Linked DNA regions of Homo sapiens: region 1 is linked to region 2. Evidence: chromatin contacts called from ENCODE Hi-C or POLR2A ChIA-PET data. All regions are on one chromosome and are shown on one strand. The core of a region is the stretch at or near the end of the contact, and the rest is flanking DNA. Distances in the headings are between cores, read along the strand shown. Region 1 overlaps SLC7A7 (solute carrier family 7 member 7). Region 2 overlaps TRD-AS1 (TRD antisense RNA 1).

Evidence for each region. A loop is a pair of places that touch in the nucleus more often than their neighbours do. ChIA-PET counts read pairs that join two places held with the same protein, here RNA polymerase II (POLR2A). Pooled maps may share reads with other maps.
Region 1: a pooled map shows a loop between it and region 2 (4-fold over the local background). The contact joins two enhancer-like sites. A Hi-C loop is called at or near these places in 3 of 37 single-sample maps with no recorded cell type and 4 of 50 pooled maps. POLR2A ChIA-PET finds 5 or more read pairs at or near these places in 1 of 52 experiments (OCI-LY7).

The regions. Positions count from the first base shown.
Region 1 is chr14:22,795,024-22,797,723 of GRCh38, reverse strand. All of the region lies in intron 2 of SLC7A7 (solute carrier family 7 member 7), which reads left to right. Among named protein-coding and RNA genes, the nearest start is that of SLC7A7, 19 kb to the left of the region's middle. RefSeq lists an enhancer at 1,141-1,210. Within about 2 kb of position 1,448, at least 2 of the 41 ENCODE cell types and tissues checked have a DNase peak (open chromatin) inside an H3K27ac peak, as active enhancers do.
Region 2 is chr14:22,465,359-22,468,058 of GRCh38, reverse strand. The region is part of intron 2 of TRD-AS1 (TRD antisense RNA 1); the gene reads left to right. It also overlaps TRA, TRD and TRDC. Among named protein-coding and RNA genes, the nearest start is that of TRD-AS1, 16 kb to the left of the region's middle. Within about 2 kb of position 1,403, at least 2 of the 41 ENCODE cell types and tissues checked have a DNase peak (open chromatin) inside an H3K27ac peak, as active enhancers do.

The DNA.
Region 1 (2,700 bases), core at 199-2,698, 330 kb before region 2:
TTCATTGTCAGGGTAATAACGTTTTGCCCTCTCTGTCAGGAATATTGCTTCCCCTCCCCCACCCCAGCAGCAGCCTCCATGCACTCAGTCCAGATAACAGTGATCCTGGTGCTTGCCTGCACCCCATTCACTCCTCCAGTGACGTGTGGGTAGATAGGTTGCCTCTCAGTGACTTTCATAGCAACTGATTCTTGTAATTGTCAATGTCCACTTTTGAGTGAAGGCTGGAGACTGGATCTTAATCTCAGAGCCTGCACAGGGCCTGGAACACAGTGGGTACTCAATATAAGCTTAATGAATGAATGAATGAGTGAGTGAGTGAAGGAATTCTGAGTTTTGAAGGAGCCTCACTGTCCTGTCTAGGGTAGTAGAAATGGTTGCTTTTCCCAAACAGAGAGGTGTGCAGATGGCACCTCCTGAAGCTGCTTATTCTGACTTCTTGGAGAAATTCGTGGACTGCCCCAGTGCTCTGAAGTTCTAGGCATCTCCATTACCACAGGGGGAGATAATCCCACTCCCCGTCTCACATTCTTGCATACAGTTAGGGAGGTATGTGGTGTGGTGGAATGGATGTAGGCTTTGGAGCTAGTCACTGCCTGACCTCAGTTTTCTCAAGTGTAAAATAAAGATAATAAAACTTACTCTCTGTCAGATTAAATTAGAAGATAGGTGTAAGTACATAGTGACCTGGCACACAGTTGTCAGTTAAAAATAGTATCTATTACTGCAAGTTATATTCATATCATATGCATCTTATTGATTTCTAAAAGCTTTACCTTCCGCATGCTGTCTTTGGATGACTTAAAAGCAGTTTACATTTTACTTCACAATAGCTCAGGGATCAGAAAGGAGGGCTGAGCCTTTTCTTTCTGTTTTGCAAGAGAGGTGGAACTTTCCTCTCAGCAAGAGGATAGGTGTCCAGAAGTCCAGCTCCACCCGACTGTCCTTTCCTCAGAGCCAAGGTGTTTTGGCCCACTGTTCACAGGTGGACATGACTGTTCTTGCCTTACCTACACTTGCCCACACTGAGACCTAGTTGTTTTGCCATTCAGGACACTACCAGGACATTTTTACCATCTATGCCTTCAGTATGTCCCCTGTACCAGTGAGTCAGCAGTACCTGGCAGTTCAGGGCTCTTTGTTTACAGAGTACTGTTCTTCAGGGATCAGGCAAAGATTCTTCGTGTCATACACATGTGGCCACAGTGAATTGCATGTAGTGGGTTCTTCAATAAATGTTGGCTGGATGAATGAACAGAAGATATGATTCCAGGTTCAACTTGGCTGAGAAGGGTATTTCGTGCTTTTGCCTTTCAGGGTGCTGGTGGGGGCTGAGGGTTGCTGTGGGAAGGGGGCAGACAGCTTACCCTGAGTCTGCCAGAGCCGCTGTGGGCTGTGAAGGACTTTGGATCTCTGTGTGTCTGAGAGCTTTGGCCAGGTGTCCTCGTGCAGCTTCTCCTGGTACCAGAATGACTGATCTCATGTACTTGTGGCTAATGAGGTGGAACAGTCAGATGCTGGGCCCCCCAACGGACTTTTGCCCTTTGAACCTTCTACTTGGAAGCTAGTTGCCTTTTTCAGAGGGCTTTTCCCAAGAGCCATCTGAGGGTGGAGGTGAAGAAACTTACCTTTTCTGGCCCATATTCACCTCAAGAAATAGGCTTTCATCAGAGCCTTGGGTTCTAGTGTGGGTTTGTTGTGAACTTTGGAACAAACTCTTGACCAGCAGTGAAGGGGTAGACCTTTATGCTGCTTTGATCATCAAGTCCCTTTGGGGGCTCATCCTTGCTCTCTTCCTTTCTATGTTCTATGTTTCTATGTTCCTTTCTTTTTCTCTCTGCCTCAGAAGAAGCTGGGCAGGTAGCCTAGAGGAGGTTGCGGAAGATGCTGGGCAGCAGTGGGTCCTAACTCTGGCTGTGGATTGGAATCATCTGGAGAATTAAGAAAACAAGGCCGGGCACGGTGGCTCACGCCTGTAATCCCAGCACTTTGGGAGGCCGAGGCGGGCAGATCACAAGGTCAGGAGATTGAGACCATCCTGGCTAACATGGTGAAACCCGTCTCTACTAAAAATACAAAAAATTAGCTGGGTGTGGTGGCAGGCGCCTGTGGTCCCAGCTACTCGGGAGGCTGAGGCAGGAGAATGGTGTGAACCCGGGAGGCGGAGCTTGCAGTGAGCCGAGATTGCACCACTGCACTCCAGCCTGGGCGACAGAGTGAGACTCTGTCTCAATTAAAAAAGAAAAGAAAAGAAAAGAAAAGAAAAGAAAAGAATAGAAAAGAAAGAAAGAAAGAAAGAAAGAAAGAAAGAAAGAAAGAAAGAAAGAAAGAAAGAAAGCAAGCAAGCAATACTCAGATTGGGCACGGTGGCTCACACCTGTAATCCTAGCATTTTGGGAGACTGAGGTAGGAGGATGGCTTAAGCTCAGGAGACCAGTCTGGAGAACTTGGTCTCTACAAAAAAAAAAAAAAAAAATTAATTGGGCATGGTGGTGCATGCCTGTAGTCCCAGCTACTCAGGTGGCTGAGGTGGGAGGATTGTTTAAGCCCATTTGGTCCAAGCTGCAGTGAGCCAAGATTGTGCCACTGCATTCCAGCATGGGCAACAGAGTGAGACGCTGTCTCAAAAAAAAAAAAAAAAAAAAAAGAAAGAAAGAAAACAATACTCATCACTCCCACTCCCTGACTACATAAATCTGA
Region 2 (2,700 bases), core at 154-2,653:
CCTGGAAAGTTGTGACTTCCAGAATTCCAGCTGCCAAGTCCCTGAGTTTGAAGCTCAGTGGTGTCTCCGGCAGAGAAAATTTCCTCTGGGGCAAACTGACTATGTGATGTTGAAATAGATACACACCCTCAGTCCCTGGGAATCAGTCCCTCCTTCCTCTTCTCTTGAATTATCTGCCTTAATAGAACTATTAGAGTTATTAGATATAATCTTAGAAATAGAAGAGGCCTTACATGTTATTTTATAGAAACTACACTGCAGTCCAGAGACATGGTGGACATTCTCAAAGTCGTATACCTGGATAATGACAGGCCCAGAGATGCAGCGTTACACTTCCAGGGCTCTCTTCTGCAGCTGTACCCTAGGTGGCTCTATCAGTGAGTGGTTTGGGCAGCAGTTTATGTGCTCTTCAGAAACAGTGGACAAGAGTAGCCACTGTATAGAACAATGGAAAGAACAGGGGATGAGGGAGCCAAAGACCTTGGGCATGTGGCTTGGCTTTCTGGGGCTTCTGTTCTAATGCCTACTGAGTGTGACACATGTCCATCTCACAGTTCACATATCATGGCCCCAGATCAGAAGGCAGCCATAATCCCTCCTGGCTCTTGCCTTAAATCTTCCCTGGAGGCTCCTTTTGGTGTGGGAAATTCATGGTCCTGTGATATGCCAGGATTTTTTTTGTTTCTGGCATAGTGGGCTAGAGGGTGGCTCATTTATATGCTAAATATGGGACAATCCTGAAGTTCATTCTAGCTGATACTCACTTTGACATCTTGTCCTCATTTGGGGATGCAGTATGTTCTTATAGCAGGAACTTTGGGCTGAAAATCTTGAGACCTTGGTTCTGCTCCCAGCAATATCCCTGCCTCACTGAATGACTCTGGACATGATACATACTTTTTTGAGGAGAGGGCATTTTTGTTTTATCTGAAAAATGAGAATATGATCTTTTTGTTCCTAACAACTTCAGAGGAAACACCCTAATATTACACAAGGTAACTCGTGAATGTTTTGGAAATCAGCATTCCTTACACATACAAGGTGTAGTAGACATGATGGGGGAGTTTGCTGTCGGGGATGGCAAGTGGAGTTGTTGGCGACAGTCACTCTTTCACTTGTAACCTCATAACCCCCGACTTGATGCTCCACATAGGTGCTGAGAGAACCACAATAATGGGTTGCTAGGGCTCTGCACCTGAGCAGTGCTCCTGGAAAAGGCTGTGGCCTTCCTGGGTGGCAGTAGCAGAGGTCACTGGCCACGCTGCAGGTGCTGCTGTTGCTCTTGCTGTAACAGCGGCATCAGCAGAGGCAGCAGGAAACCCGAGGCTGGGTCTCCAAGGCAGGGCCTCTGTAGGCTTGGGGCTCAGGAAAGTGCAGTGTGACCCATAAGTTCAATTTGGCTTTTGGCTGACTAATAGTGAGCTCACAGAGCTGAGTTTCCCCCTGTGGTGATCTGCAAAGAGTAAAGCCAGAGGCGAGGTGCACACAATGCAGTTTAATAAATGCAATAGAGGCAGAGGCTGAGAAGAAAGGCAGAAAACCATCAATGCCAAAGTCCCAGGCCAGAGAATCAGTGTCCAATGGTTTCAAATACAGATTGGCAGGCAAAAGACAGTAAAAATGTTGTTTTTATAGGGAAAGATAGGGGTCTCATTTCTGTTCCTCCCTTCAAAAACACTTTCACAGTGAGTTGCTTGAAAGCAGACTTGTGTCTTCTTTGTACTCTCAGCATAGTGCCTGGAACTCAGAGGGAGCTAATTCATGCATGTTAAATCAATTAACAGAAAGCAGTGCCTTTCCTCTGTATTTTACTCTGATTTTTGCTAATAGATTGGAGAGTATTTAGATGAGATTTTGGAAACCTCATTGCCTGCTCATAAAGTATTAGCAAATTCAAATGTAATCTCATTTGTAAAGTATTAGGAGAGGCAGAAAGTGCTGAAACTTTGTCCTCCTCCACGCCATGCAGAATCTCTAGTGTGGCTCCTGAAGTGAACATAGAGGGTGGGACAAGCCGTGAGGACAGGAGGAAGAAGATGATGCTGGTTTGTAGCAAATCTAGTGCTCAGTTGAGCAGAGCCTTCCATGTTTAGATAAAAGGGCACCCGCTCTTCTTCTCCCAAGGCCTATTTGCCTCATGAGGAATGAAGCTGTGAACCTGTTGGTTCCCACTTTCTACTTCAAAAGGTAAAGAAAGTCAAAAGGAACAAAACATCATTTTCAAAGTGTATCACTTGTAGGAGTAAAAAAAGAGTCCTATATCTTTTTATATCCTTCTATCCCTTTATAAAACAGCATACAAAGCAGTTAGGACATAAACCCCCCTTCCCCAGGACTTTTGTCTTCCCATCAAGCTGGAGGATGAGCTGGGTTTGTTGTCTTTGAAGAAAAAGTGGTTTGGCTAGCAGCCATTTTAACAAGGCTATGACAGGTCAACTTGAATCACAAAGAAGTCAGAAGCCAAGGAGATGCATTTTTGTAAGCCTTTGGTTTCTTCAGGAGTGTAGCTTCCTCATGCCAGTCAGCCTGCAGTGAAGAAAGTTGTTATAGAATAGACTGCCAGTGCTAGAAGGAATCGTAGGGGTCATGTAGTCTGGGGTTGGCCGGTACTTGCTATACTGTACCATTGCAGACATCACTAATCTATTGTGGCTCACTTTCCATGTACACATGGCAATAGCTCAGCTAGTTCAGCTATCA